2 separate regions of the Homo sapiens genome follow, and region 2 is linked to region 1. Evidence: chromatin contacts called from ENCODE Hi-C or POLR2A ChIA-PET data. All regions are on one chromosome and are shown on one strand. The core of a region is the stretch at or near the end of the contact, and the rest is flanking DNA. Distances in the headings are between cores, read along the strand shown. Region 1 holds the start of HSD17B14 (hydroxysteroid 17-beta dehydrogenase 14). Region 2 overlaps NTN5 (netrin 5).

Region 1 (7,231 bases), core at 3,208-5,707:
AGCCACTGCACTCCAGCCTGGGCGACAGAGTGAGACCCCATCTCAGAAAAAAAAAAAAAAAAAAAGCCGGGTGCAGTGGCTCATGCCTGTAATCCCAGCATTTGGGGAGGCCGAGGTGGGCAGATCATCTGAGGTCAGGAGTTCAAGACCAGCCTGGCTAACATGATGAACCCCATCTCTACTAAAAATATAAAAATTAGCCTGGCGTGCTGGTGGGCGCCTGTAATCCCAGCTACTTGGGAGGCTGAGGCAGGAGAATCGCTTGAACCCAAGAGGCAGAGGTTGCAGTGAGCTGAGATCACACCACTGCACTCCAGCCTGGACGACAGAGTGCGACTCCATCTGAAAAAAAAAGAAAAGAAAGAAGAGAAGAGAAGAAAAAAGAAAAGAAAAGAAGAGAGACATGGCCAAGTGAGGGCACAGCCCTGGGGACACACAGGAGGGATGGAACAGGGCCACAGTTTCAGCACAGGCCTGGGGGGCTTCCATTGCTTTACTCTCCTGTCCAAGTGGCTAGAAAGAGGTATGAGGCAGGATGAGGGAATCAGGGGCAGGGAGTGGGGAAACTGACGTGCAGGAAACAGAGTTGGGGGGCAGGAGGTGGAGAATGGCCCTGGGGTCTCACAACTCACGGTGGCCAGCGTTGTTGACAACACAATCCAGGCGGCCAAATCGGCGGATGGTCTCAGAAACCAGGGTCTGAGGAGAAAGGAAATGTCCTTTGTTTTTTTTTTTTGGAGACGGTGTCTCCCTCTTGTCACTCAGGCTGGAGTGCATTGGCACGATCTTGGCTCACTGCAACTTCAGCCTCCTGCGTTCAAGCAACTCTCCTACCTCAGCCTCCCAAGTAGCTGGGATTACAGGCGACTGCCACCACGCCCGGCTAATTTTTGTACTTTTTAGTAGAGACAGGGATTCACTAGGTTAGCCAGGCTGGTCTCAAACTCCTGAGCTCAAGTGATCCACCCGCCTCAGCCTCCCAAAGTGCTGGAATTACAGGTACCACGCCCAGCCCAGGAAATGTCCTTTGAATGAGCAGTAGATGGGGTGTCCAGCCATAAAGAAGACAGGGCTCCCAAATGCAAGGCAGGAGGGGGAAGCTGAACTCCCAGGTCAGGGGACAAGAGCTAGAGGAAGAGGGGACTCCGAGATCAGCAGACACAGCAGGCAAGCAGGAGACAGGAAGGAGACAGGGGGCTGGTCAGAGCCACACTGCAGTCGTCACACCCAGGGTCAGGGGGTGGGGCAGGGGGGTGACAAGGATTCAGAGAGCGCGTAGGGGACAGTTGCCCAAGGGGGGCAGATAACAGAGAGATACTGATTAAAAGGAAGAAATAGGAACCCAGAAATAATGGAGAAAAAATCAGTTACATACAGGCCACGTGCAGTGGCTCACACCTGTAATCCCAACACTTTGGGAGGCTGAGGTGGGCGGATCACCTGAGGTCAGGAGTTCGAGACCAGCCTGGCCAACATGGTGAAACCCTGTCTCTACTAAAACTACAAAAATTAGCCAGACACGGTGGCTCATGCTTGTAATCCCAGCACTTTGGGAGGCTGAGGCGGGCGGATCATCTGAGGTTGGGAGTTCGAGACCAGCCTGACCAACATGGAGAAACACCGTCTCTACTAAAAATACAAAATTAGCCAGGTGTGGTGGCACATGCCTGAAATCTCAGCTACTCGGGAGGCTGAGAGAGGAGAATCACTTGAAGCTGGGAGGCAGAGGTTGCGGTGAGCCGAGATCACACCATTGCACTCCAGCCTGGGCAACAGGAGCGAAACTCTGTCTTAAAAAAAAAAAAAATTAGCCGGGCATGGTGGCGCACACCTGTAATCCCAGCTACTCGGGAGGCTGAGATAGGAGAATGGCTTGAACTCGGTAGGCTGAGGTTGCAGTGAGCCGAGATCACACCACTGCACTCCAGCCTCAGTGACACTTACAAAAAAAAGAGACAGAAAAATCAGTTCCAGTTGACCCACTTTGAGGGACTTATTCATTTCCATCCACATGTTAAATGTGCTAAGAGCCTTGGAGAGGTGTGACAGAAGGAACATGTGACCTGCCCATCAGTCACAGAAGACCTTGTGTGTGGAGTGACACTGGGTGGAAACCTTTGACGAGTCCAGCGGAGCCAGGAGAGGAAGGAAAAGTAGAGGGAAAGGCATATGCAAATGGCTGGAGGAGAACAAAGAACTGGTCATTAGCGGAGATGGGGGTAGGAACAGGAACTCGGCTTACCTTCACATCATCTTCCTGAGTCACATCACAGAGGATAAAGACAGCTCCAGGGAGCTCCTGCTCCAGGGCCCGGCCCCCAGACTCTGCAGGGAGAGAAGAGCTGGGAGCCTGGACCCCTGGGTCTCAGGGAGGAGGGGTTGGGGACTTGGACTCCTGGGTCTGAGGGAGGAGGTGCTGGGGGCCTGGACTCCTGGGTCTGAGGGAGGAGGGGCTGAGGTCTGGACTCCTGGGTCTGAGGAAGTAGGGCCTGGGGGCCTGGACTCCTGGGTCTGAGGGAGGAAGGGCTGGGAGCCTGGACTCCTGGGTCCGAGGAAGTAGGGCCTGGGGGCCTGGACTCCTGGGTCTGAGGGAGGAAGGGCTGGGAGCCTGGACTCCTGGGTCCGAGGAAGTAGGGCCTGGGGGCCTGGACTCCTGGGTCTGAGGGAGGAAGGGCTGGGAGCCTGGACTCCTGGGTCTGAGGGAGGAGGGGCTGGGAGCCTGGACTCCTGGGTCTGAGGGAGGAGGGGCTGGGAGCCTGGACTCCTGGGTCTGAGGGAGGAGGGGCTGGGGGCCTGGACTCCTGGGTCTGAGGGAGGAGGGGCTGAGGTCTGGACTCCTGGGTCCGAGGAAGTAGGGCCTGGGGGCCTGGACTCCTGGGTCTGAGGGAGGAAGGGCTGGGAGCCTGGACTCCTGGGTCTGAGGGAGGAGGGGCTGGGGGCCTGGACTCCTGGGTCTGAGGGAGGAGGGGCTGAGGTCTGGACTCCTGGGTCCGAGGAAGTAGGGCCTGGGGGCCTGGACTCCTGGGTCTGAGGGAGGAGGTGCTGGGAGCCTGGACTCCTGGGTCTGAGGGAGGAGGGGCTGGGGGCCTGGACTCCTGGGTCTGAGGGAGGAGGGGCTGAGGTCTGGACTCCTGGGTCCGAGGAAGTAGGGCCTGGGGGCCTGGACTCCTGGGTCTGAGGGAGGAGGTGCTGGGAGCCTGGACTCCTGGGTCTGAGGGAGGAGGGGCTGGGGGCCTGGACTCCTGGGTCTGAGGGAGGAGGGGATGGGGGCCTGGACTCCTGGGTCTGAGGGAGGAGGGGCTGGGAGCCTGGACTCCTGGGTCTGAGGGAGGAGGGGCTGAGGTCTGGACTCCTGGGTCTGAGAAAGTAGGGCCTGGGGGCCTGGACTCCTGGGTCTGAGGGAGGAGGTGCCAGAGCCTGGACTCCTGGGTCTGAGGGAAGAGGGGCTGGGAGCCTGGACCCCTGGGTCTGAAGGAGGAGGGGTTGGGGACTTGGATTCCTGGGTCTGAGGGAGGAGGTGCCGGAGCCTGGACTTCTGGGTCTGAGGGAGGAGGGGCTGGGGACCTGGACTCCTGGGTCTGAGGGCAGAGGGGCTGGGGGCCTGGACTCCTAGGTCTGAGGGAGGAGGGGCTGAGGTCTGGACTCCTGGGTCTGAGGAAGTAGGGCCTGGGGGCCTGGACTCCGGGGTCTGAGGGAGGAGGTGCTAGGGGTCTGGACCTCTGGGTCTGAGGGAGGAAGGGCCAAGGTGAGGGCTGAGGGACCGTCACTCACCATCCTTGTCGCAGATAACCACTCGGGCCCCGCTGTTCACTGAGAATAGGAAGGGAACAGGTTACTCTCCGAGCCTTGGTTAAAGCCTCTGCCGCCCTCTTGTGGCCACCTGGATTGGGGCTGATCTCCCTCTCCCCTCGTGACCCCAGTCTCATGATCACCCATAGGACAGAGGGCAGACGCCTTGACACATACTCTCCTTGCCTTGTTTCTGCTGAGGCTCCTGAACCCCCGTTCGTGGCTTCCGGAGCAAACTCCACGACTGACAGAGCCATTCCTCAAACCACTGGTTTTGTAGCTACACCAACAGACCCAGAGAAAGGGGCCACTGCCTTCGGAGACCCTGCCAGACTCAGCCCTAGCCTACAGCGCCACACGCTTACTTTAGCCTGCAAATTGGCTTTTATAATATCAGAATCCTGGCTGCAGTACTGGAGTCCCTATTTTCCGCCCCCATCACCCCGCCCCCATCCTTCCTTTCTCACACTCCACAGCTCCCAGCAGTCAGACCCGGCTCACCGAAGGCGCGCACGATCCCAGCTCCGATGCCGCGCCCGCCCCCGGTCACGACCACCACCTTCCCGGCATAGCGCGTTCCCGTAGCCATCCCGTGTACGTCGGTCTCTCTCTCTCTCTACTCTGGGCCTCTTTCACCTCCAAAGCCCCGTGAGGCCGTCGCATCAAATCCTCAATAGAGGCTGGATCCTGGAAGTCCGGCCTCGGGGGGCGTTGCCAGGAAGGCTAGAGACCTGGAAGTTTGTCCCCAGCCCCTCCTCCCTCAGACACTCCTCTCTTCCCACAGACCCAGGAATCCAGGAGCCCCAGTCCCTCCTCCCACAGACCCAGGAATCCAGAAGCCTCAGTCCCTCCTCCCTCAGACTCGGGAGTCCAGGCCCCCAGCCCCTCCTCCCTCAGACTCGGGAGTCCAGCCTCCCAGCCCCTCCTCCCTCAGACCCGGGAGTCCAGCCTCCCAGCCCCTCCTCCCTCAGACCCAGGAGTCAGGGTCCCAGCCCCTCCTCCCTCAGACCCGGGAGTCCAGCCTCCCAGTCCCTCCTCCCTCAGACCCAGGAGTCAGGGTCCCACCCCTTCCTCCCTCAGACCCGGGAATCCTGGCCCAGCCCCCTCCACTCTCAGACCGAGGGATCAGGTTCTCTATCCCTTCTTCCCAGAGACCTATAAGTCCAAGCCCCCTGTCCCTTCCTCTCTCAGGACCCAGGAGTCCACGACTCCAGCTCTGCCCCTCAGAGACACCAGTGCCACAACCCCAGACAGACAGAAAGAAAGCTATTGACTAAAAGTTCAAAGTTTTAATCCAAATTTAGACAGTGTTGAGAAAACCAAACTTTGGCCATAGAAACCATTCCCCTCCCGGGCCCGCAATGGGGACCAGACCACGCCCCCTGATGCCCTGAGTGGTCCCAGATCTCCGGCGGTACCTCCAGACCACGTCCTCGCGCTCCGATTGGCTGCCGCTTTTGGGCGGATTAGAAGCTGGATTGTAGCAGAGTGACTCGCAGAGGCCATGCCCCCTCGTCTTGTGGCAGGACCGGAGGGGCGATCCCGGCATCCCACGCGGGCCCCCAGGGGGTGGGACCTCCTCCACGCCCACTCCCTCGGCGAGAGAACCCCGTGGAACCCGAATTAGCCACCGGGGGAGATCTGGGGGGAGGGGTCTCCTGGCGCGTGGGGTCCGAAGGAGGCAGCGGCACACCGGGAAGAGGGTCTCCCTGGGAGTCCAAATTTCCACCTGGAGAGGATGAGTGGGACATGAGAATGGCAAACCTCAGCGCTAGGACCCCGGATTCCCAGCCCCTCCTCCCTCAGACCCAGGACTCCGGATTCCCAGCCCCTCCTCCATCAGACCCAGGAGTCCAGGCCCCCAGCCCCTCCTCCCTCAGACCCAGGAGTCCAGGCCCCCAGCCCCTCCTCCCTCAGATCCAGGAGTCTGGATACGCCAGTCCAGTCCTCTTTGAGACTCAGTTGTCGGCCCTCTCCCCGCCCCCTGACCTCTTCCTCCCCTCCTCCCAAGTGTCCCGGACCCCAGTCACCTCTTGCCTGAGACCTAAAACTCCCAAACCCTGCCCAACTCTTTACTCACCAAGATAAAAAATTCTCACCGGCCCCCAGACCCCTCCTCTCCAGGACCTGGGATTCCAGGTCTCCAGCTCTCTCCTCCCTAAAACCCAGAAGTCCAACATCCCCAGCCAGTCACCTGTCATCATTCTGTGCCACTGCGACGCCTCAGTAGCCAGGGCTTGGGAGAGGCTGAGAACCCGCTCCCGGTGACCTTCGGAAGTCGGCAAGTAAGGGGTGGTGTTCCTTGGACTAGAAAAAAAAAGAAGATTGGGGGTGGGGGTGTGTACATGGGGGAGAGGTGGGGGATGGTTAATTGGTACAAAAAGAAAAGGATGAATAAGACCTACTATTAGATAGCACAACAGAATGACTATAGTCAATAATAATTTAATTGTACATTTTTAAATAAATTAAAGGGTGTAACTAGATTGTTTATACATCAAAGGGTAAATCCTTGAAAGGGGATGGATACCCTATTCCCGATGATGTGCTTATTTCACATTGCCTGCCTGTATCAAAACATCTCAATTATCTCGTAAATATATGTATACCTAGTATGTACCAACAAAAATTAAAAATTAAAAAAAAAAAAAAAAAAGCAGGCCAGGTGCGACAGCTTATCCCTGTAATCCCAGCACCTTGGGAGGCCGAGGCGGGCGGATCACTTGAGGTCAGGAGTTCGAGACCACCCTGGCCAACATGGTGAAACCCAGTCTCTACCAAAAAATACAAAAAAGTTAGCCAGGCATGGTGGTGGGTGCCTGTAATTCCAGCTACTAGGGAGGCTGAGGAAGGAGAATCATTTGAACCCAGAAGGCGGAGGTTGCAGTGAACTGAGATCACGCCATTGCACTCCAGCCTGGGAGACAGAGCAAGACTCCGTCTCAAAAAAAAAAAAAAAGTAAAAAATAAAAATAAAAATAAAAAATAAACAGCTGGCACAGTGGGGACCCGGGTACCGCACGTGCCTTTCTGGGAGTTGTAGTTCCTAGCACGTGTCTCTAAAATACGTTAAACATGGCACCGCCCTCATACCGCCCACATGCATTACGGGATTTGTAGTCCACTCGCGCGTCACTATCACCCAATTTCCTTGATGCAGAAGTAGGATCTGCTATTGACCAAGGGAATTTGAGGAACTAAAGATATCACTACGGATCTAGGGCTTTCTGGTTTTGTTGCAGATGCCCCGGGAACTTAAGCATCTCTAGAAGGGTTGCGATTTGTACTTCCATATTCAGGAGACTTTAATAATAATGCTACTCCCCTTTGCTTTTGCAAATTTTTTTTTCCTGCTCCCTTGATACGCCCTCCAGTTCCTTACCTACTCCAGGACCCAGAGCTTCTGAGCCATTTCTGGGCTCCCGAGTGTCCTACGACAGGC
Region 2 (7,231 bases), core at 1,606-4,105, 180 kb before region 1:
GCAGTGGTGTGATCTCAGCTCACTGCAAGCCCCACCTCCCTGGTTCACGCCATTCTCCTGCCTCAGCCTCCAGAGTAGCTGGGACTACAGGCGCCCATCACCACGCCCAGCTAATTTTTTTGTATTTTTAGTAGAGACAGGGTTTCACCGTGTTAGCCAGGATGGTCTCGATCTCCTGACCTCATGATCTGCCCGCCTCGGCCTCCCAAAGTGCTGGGATTACAGGCGTGAGCCACCGTGCCCAGCAAGTGTGCTTTGTTTTTAAAGGAATAGGAAGAAGACCAGTGTGGCTGCAGTGATGTGAATGAGGAAGACTTATAAGAGGTGAGGTCGGTGATGTGGTGGAGGTAGATCATGCAGGGCTTTGTGGGGCAGGGCAGGGACTTTGGGTTTTATTTTGAGAGTGATGGGAAGCCATTCAAGAGTTTATTTTTTGTGTTTTGTTTTTTGTTTTTTTCTGCATTAAAAAATGCAGAAGAAAAAAAAGAGTTTATTTTTAGCGATGGGGTCTCACTCTGTTGCCCAGGTTGGAGTGCGGTGCCACGATCATAGCTCACTGCAGCCTCCGACTCCTGGATTCAAGCAATCCTCTGCCTCAGCCTCCCAAGTAGCTGGGACTACAGGTATGCACCACCATGTCCAGCTAATTTTTTTTTTTTTTTTGTAGAGATGGGGTTTTGCTATGTTACCACGTTTGCTGGTCTTGAACTCCTGGCTTCAAGTGATTCCCACCTCAGCTTCCCAAAGTGCTGGGGTTACCGGCATGAGCCACCATGTCTGTCCTGACATGATTTAAAGTGATCATCCTGGCTTCCATGTGAAGAAGACTTTCAGGGGGTAGTGATGAGAGTAGTGTGGGGACTATTGTAATAATCCGGACGAGCAGTGATGGTGGTTTGGACAAAGGTGGTAGCAACAGAGATGGTAAAAATGGTTGAATTATGGGAGATATTTTGTGGATGTGGACAGGATTTGCTCATGGATTGGATATGAAGGTGGAGTATGGGGGCAGTGAATGCCCAACTGAATTGGCTTCAAGAGAGGATGAAAATAACAAAGATAAGGAATATAGTTTTTCTGGAACAGAGGACCCTTCTTAGAAAATTCCTTGGCCGGGCGCGGCGGCTCACGCCTGTAATCCCAGCACTTTGGGAGGCTGAGGCGGGTGGATCACCTGAGGTCAGGAGTTCGAGACCAGCCTGGCCAACATGGGGAAACCCGTCTCTACTAAAAATACAAAAATTAGCCGAGCATGGTGGCTCGTGCCTGTGATCCCAGCTACTCAGGAGACTGAGGCAGGAGAATCGCTTGAACCTGGGAGGCGGAGACTGCAGTGAGCCAAGATCACTCCACTGCACTCCAGCCTGGGTGACACAGTGAGACTCCATCTCAGAAAAAAAAAAAAAAAAGAAAGAAAGAAAAGAAAGAAAAGAAAAGAAAAGAAAATCCCTTAAGACTGGTCGCAGTTGCTCATGCCTGTAATCCCAACGCTTTGGGAGGCTGAGGCAGGAGGATTGCTTGAGCTCAGGGGGTCGAGACCAGCCTGGGCATCATAGTGAGACCCCATCTCTACTAAAAAAGAAAAGAAAAGAAAATCCCTTAAAAGACTCCTACTTCAGAGATGACCCCACCCTGGGTTCATCGGGAGGCTAAGGGCAGGTTCTCCCAGATTATGTAACATTTTATTGGTGGCATGGGGGTCAAATAGTCTCCCTGGAGGCAATTTCTTGCCTTTTTCCATCTAACCAAGAGCAAACCCAGAACGTTTGCTGGAAGGCACCTTTCTCCCTACCTGGTATCCTGTGACATCATGGCATATCCTGACTCCCCATTGGCTGAGAGGCCCAGCTTTCTCTCAGAGAAGGAAATTATTAGGCAACACAAATCTGACTAGCACCCAGTTACATCATAGGAGTGTGCTTATTGTATTGGCCACTTTGTTCCAGGTCCAAATGGACCTCAGGACAGCGCGGTGGCTCACGCCTATAAACCCACCACTTTGGCAGGCCAAGGTGGAAGGATCACTTGAGCCCAGGAGTTCGAGACCAGCCTGGGCAACATAGCGAGACCTCGTCTCTACCAACAACAAAATTAGCCAGGCATGGTGGCCTGCGCCTGTGGTCCCGGCTACTTGAGAGGCTGAGGTGGGAGGATTGCTTGAGCCCAGTAGGTCAAGGCTGCAGTGAGCTACCATAGAGCCACTGCACTCCAGCCTGGGCAACAGAGTGAGACCCAGTCTCAAAAAACTAAATAATTAAAATAAAATAAAATAAAAAATTTTGGCTGGGCACAGTGGCTTATGCCTGTAATCCCAGCACTTTGGGAGGCCTAGGTGGGCGGATCACCTGAGGTCAGGAGTTCGAGACCAGCCTGAGCAATGTGGTGAAACCCCATCTCTACTAAAAATACAAAATTAGCCAGGCGTGGTGGCACGCACCTGTAGTCCCAGCTATTTGGGAGGCTGAGGCAGGAGAACTGCTTGAACCGGGGAGGTGGAGGTTGCAGTGAGCCGAGATCATGCCATTGCACTCCAGCCTGGGCAACAAGAGCAAAACTCCATCTCAAAAAAATAAGTAAGTAAATATAACTATAAATAAAATAATTTTTTTAAAAAAGAGTTAGAAACAAACAAATGGACCTTAAATCACATCCCTTCCTCTAAGACTCCCTGAGTACCCCCTCAGTGACTCTCCTGAAAAGATCACCCAAATTTGAGATTATGTTGTTTGCTGTGGGTGCAGGGGCAGGGGTCAGGGTGGCAAGGAAGGTCCCAGGCTGTGGCAACCTTCCATTCCGTGGTACTTACCGCTTCCTGCCTTTTGCGCCCCTCCCCTCTGGCGTGCAGGCCAATTGTTGAGTGGGAATACAATTCTGCTTAGCACCAAGTTATGTCATACCACTCTGTGGCTTCCGATTGGCTATTCTTTCAAAAATGAGTCACTCAAAGTATCTCAATTCCTTTCTCAGAGCCTATCCTGAGGCCCATCAGAAACCAACAGTTCCTACGTCTGGAATTTTCTAGAAATCTGGAACTGCTGTCCCTCCCTTTGTGAGATTTCCCGCCTTTTCCAACCAAGCCCCGCCCATTGGCCTTCGGCCTATCGTCAGGCAACACCAATCTGACTAGCACCCAATGACGTCATAAGAGCGTTCTTATTGGATTGGCCACTTTGTCAGGGTCCCGTTGTGCTGTGGTCCTAACTTCAGCTCCGCGTATTGATTCAAGGCCTTGTTCGCTTCCCTCTAGAGAGTGTGCCAGCATCGATCAGGGGTCTGTAGACAAAAATTCCCAAAGATTTGAGACTTTATTGGGGGAAACAGATCACTGGCGGGGAATAAGCCACAGGCCAAAGGAGGAAATGTTGGGACCAGAAGTCCCGCTTGCCGCCTTTTGCTAAAAGTTCCGCACGCCTGCTCGGCGTGGGCGCAAGCATAGTGTCGTCGGGGCTCTGCGACGTCTGATTGGCTCTCTGCAGTGCACCGTCGAGGTAGAAGGCTCAGCTCCTAGTCGCTCCCAAATTACTTTGTTGGTGCTCGAGGCAGCCCCATCTCACGTCTAGTGCTCCGGCCTGGGACTGGGTGTGGGTGCCCGCACGCCGCGGCAGCCTCCGGCGCGCTCCTCCTGCTGCAGCCGCTTCAGGGGCCGGGCCCAGCGCGGCCTCCATGGCAGCGCGAGGCCGTGGCGGTCGAGGATGAGGCGCGTGGGGTCGGGGTCGCCCACGGCGCTGCCCAGCAGCAGGTAGTCGGTGCCTGGCTGCAGGCGCAGGCAGCCGCAGGTCAGGTCGGCGCGGGGCACCCAGGCGTCCTGGTCGCCGCGTCGCACGGGCTGCGCCCGCTGCTTGTAAACGGCCAGCACGCGCACGGCCAGCCGCTGCCATGCCGGGCCCGCCGCCTCGGACGCTAGCACCTGCGCGCGGAGAACTGTGGGGAGGGGAGATGTCAGCCCAGGTCGTGGGGAGCTTCCAGGGTACCTCTGGGTCCCGTGGGGTCAGTCACAGTGGGCAGGAGCCCGAGACCGGTGGGTGGGCTTCTGGTATCGCAGTGGGGAGAGAAACCTTGAACCTTGGAGAGTTTGACCCTAAATCGTGAGGGGTAGAGCCTGCTGGAGGAAACATCTTTGAGATAAGGAGTTAAACTATAGTAGGTGGGGCTGGGGACAGGGCAGAAGAGGCAGGTCCAGGGTCTCTAATGCAGTGGAGTCAGAAGGTATCAATGGTGGAATTCTTGGGAAGGAGGGGTCACATTGCCGGGGGAGGGGCTCTGGGATAAATTTCGAGGACCAGAAGAAGGAAGAGACTGGTCCCTGGAATGTGAGGGCTGAGGTCATACTGATAGTGATTCAGAAAAACATAAATTTTTTTTTTGAGACGGAATCTTACTCTATTGCCCAGTCTGGAGTGCAGTGGTGTGATCTCAACTCACTGCAGCCTCTGCCTCCCAGGTTGAAGTGATTCTTGTGCCTCAGCTGGGTTTACAGGATCCTGCCACCACGCCTGGCTAATTTTTGTATTTTTAGTAGAGATGGAGTTTCACCATGTTGGCCAGGCTGGTCTCGAACTCCTGACCTCAAGTGATCCGCCCACCTCGGCCCCCACAAAGTGCTGGGATTATTAGCATGAGCCACCGCGCCCGGCCAGAAAAATGCACTTTCTGAGAGGCTGGGTGGGACTCTGACTAGCCAGCTGGGTCTGCGGGGCAGGAGATCCCTGTGGAAGGTGGGGAAAATCTTTCCACCTGTGAAGGCCTAGAACACTAGTGACCAGATGAGGTTCCTGAGGGAGAAGTCTGCGGTCCTATACATTGAGAGAAATAGCTGGCGTTGGTCTAGATTTGTTGGCTGGGCCGAACTCCTGAGTGTCTTAAGAGAGCTGAATAGCCTGAGGTCATAGACCCCAAGGTCATGGAGCAGGTGTGGACTGGGGATTAGGGAACCGTGGGACAAGTCTTTATGGGAAGTGGGGCTAAGGCTCAAATATCTGGGACCATGAAGGGAAGCAGAAAGGGTCTCTGAGATAGGGAGGACAGGGCAAGAGTTCATTCCACTCAACCAGTTCCCCTATCTCTTCCATCCCTCAGAGATGTCAGGCTGAAGGAGATGATGAAACTCTGTAAGCCGAAGAACATGGGGAAAGAGGAGACACAGGAAGGTAGTGAATGCCCCCTCCCCACTCCCCTCCCCATTTGTCTTCTGCCCCATCAATTTCTAGATCAGGAAGGGGTTTGGAATCCAACACTCCTTCCCATTTAAGATGAGAAAGTGGAAGGCCAGAAAGGGGGTGGCTTAGAAGCAGTCATCAGAACCAGCTGTGTAGCCTTCAGCTGTCTGTCTCCCCAGCACTCACCATGGTCCTGCTGGCAGTACCTCCGAAGGCTCATGTGTACCCTGGTGTCCGACATATTGCAGTAGTTTTGACACTGAGGGTCTGGGGAGGGTCAGGCTGTCTGCAGTGGGCTCCTGGGGCCTAGACCACAGCCTTCTGCCCCTGCCCATCCCTCCGTTCCATCTTGATGGCCAGCTGGGGTACCCAAACCTTTGGGACTGGGCTCAATGGGTGACCCATGTATCCCCATCTGGGGACCCAGTCAGCCCATCCTCATTCCCACTTGCCACTCAGGGACCTCCGTGCCAGACTGTCTTACCAGAGCTATAAGCACCAGGAGTAGTGGCAAGGGTGGTTGTTGCCTCTGGAATTCCTGTGAGACCAAAGGAGAAATTAACCTCTTAGTCATTTCCCCCAGGATCCCCTCGCCCCTGCCCCGGGAATCCAGGCACCCAAACTCTTAAGTGTTTATTCCTTTAGGACTCAAGAGTGCAAGCATCCCTTGCCTTCAGGCCCCAAGCCTCCTTTTCCTCAAGAGTCCAGAATTTCAGTCCCTGCTTATCCGAGGGCCCAGAGTCCAGCCTCCAGCCTTGGGCTCCCAATTCCCAAGGCCCCAGCCCTCACTGCAGCTGTGCACTGGAGACCTGGGATGTCTCCTTCCCGCTCTACTCAGGCTTGTGGCCTGGCCCCTCAAGACTTACGCTGGCAGGGCATCCTGGGGGAGCGGCTCTGCTGGTAGCCAGGGCCACAGCGGTTGCAGGTCAGGCCTGTGACCCCTAACTTGCAGGTGCACTGCCCACTGGTCTGGTTGCAGGTTCCTCCTGTTGCCCCAATAGGGTGGCACTGGCAGGCTACATGAGCAGAGGAGCTGGGGGCATGGGGTATCAGGGCCCCAGATGCCCCTCCCAATTCCACAGTGCCTCCTCCCTCAGCCTGGGGAGTCCAGGCCCCCAGCCCCTCTTCCCTCAGACCCAGGAGTCCAGGCCCCCAGCCCCTCCTCCCTCAGGCCCAGAGTCCAGGCCCCCAGCCCCTCCTCCCTCAGATCCAGGAATCCAGGCCCCCAGCCCCTCCTCCCTCAGCCCCAGGAGTCCAGCCCTACCTCTGCTCCCCCCAGGCCTGTCTGCAGGCCACACTCACCTCTGCAGGCCCTGCGGCTGAAGATAGGCTGGCTAGGGTCCCTCCAGAACCCAGGTTGGCAGTAGTGGCAGTGCCGCCCAGCTGTGTGGTGGCGGCACCGCTCACAAACACCCCCACTCCGGCCGCCCGACAGTCTGAACAGCTCAGAGTTGAACCGGCAGCGTCGGGCGTGCTGGTTGCAGGAGCAGGCTAGGAGCAAAATGGGGTGGGGGCGCATCAGGGCCGAGTGTGCTGCTCCCCAGTCCTCAGCTTTCTTCCCATGGCCCTGCCCTCATGAAAGGAAGCCGTGAGTGTCCAAGGTAGAAGAGAATGCCTGGGTCCCAGGACATCTCTATTATTATCTTTTTTTTTTGAGACGGAGACTCACTCTGTCACCCAGGCTGGAGTGCAGTGGCGCGACCTCAGCTCACTGCAACCTCCACTTCCCAGGTTCAAGCGATTCTCCTGCCTCAGCCTCCCAAGTAGCTGGAACTACAGGCACGTGCCACCACACACAGCTAATTTTTTTTTTTTTTTTGTATTTTTAGTAGAGACGGGGTTTCACCGTGTTAGCCAGGATGGTCTCACATCTTTTAAATGGGTAGGCCGGGCTCATGCCTGTAATCCCAGCACTTTGGGAGGCCAAGGTAGGTGGATCACCTGAGGTCAGGAGTTCGAGACCCACATGGCCAACATGGCGAAAACCCATCTCTACTAAAAATAAAAAAATTAGTTGGCTGTGATGGCTTGTGCCTGTAGTCCCAGCTACTCGGGAGGCTGAGGCAGGAGAATCT

The links. Hi-C counts contacts between places; a loop is a spot of excess contacts on that map. ChIA-PET counts read pairs that join two places held with the same protein, here RNA polymerase II (POLR2A). Pooled maps may share reads with other maps.
Region 2: a map of body of pancreas shows a loop between it and region 1 (3-fold over the local background). The contact joins the enhancer-like site here to the promoter of HSD17B14 in region 1. A Hi-C loop is called at or near these places in 79 of 168 maps with a recorded cell type or tissue (A673, B cell, CD14-positive monocyte and 45 more), 37 of 37 single-sample maps with no recorded cell type and 49 of 50 pooled maps. POLR2A ChIA-PET finds 5 or more read pairs at or near these places in 14 of 52 experiments (A549, AG04450, B cell and 11 more).

The regions. Positions count from the first base shown.
Region 1 is chr19:48,832,034-48,839,264 of GRCh38, forward strand. It overlaps HSD17B14 (hydroxysteroid 17-beta dehydrogenase 14), which reads right to left and starts at 4,458. Exons shown (of 9, transcript NM_016246.3): 1 at 4,291-4,458; 2 at 3,772-3,810; 3 at 2,243-2,325; 4 at 633-699. The coding sequence starts at 4,378. It overlaps PLEKHA4 (pleckstrin homology domain containing A4), which reads right to left. Exons shown (of 20, transcript NM_020904.3): 18 at 7,172-7,230; 19 at 5,984-6,096; 20 at 5,064-5,518. The coding sequence ends at 5,256. RefSeq lists silencers at 5,366-5,435, 6,825-7,025.
Region 2 is chr19:48,658,121-48,665,351 of GRCh38, forward strand. NTN5 (netrin 5) reads right to left here. Exons shown (of 7, transcript NM_145807.4): 3 at 6,459-6,647; 4 at 6,023-6,172; 5 at 5,641-5,694; 6 at 5,343-5,423; 7 at 3,287-3,921. The coding sequence ends at 3,557. It also overlaps the pseudogene SEC1P. Among named protein-coding and RNA genes, the nearest start is that of NTN5, 11 kb to the right of the region's middle. RefSeq lists enhancers at 5,544-6,045, 6,046-6,545. Within about 2 kb of position 2,856, at least 33 of the 41 ENCODE cell types and tissues checked have a DNase peak (open chromatin) inside an H3K27ac peak, as active enhancers do; they include A673, B cell, CD14-positive monocyte and 19 more, where a contact is called at or near this core.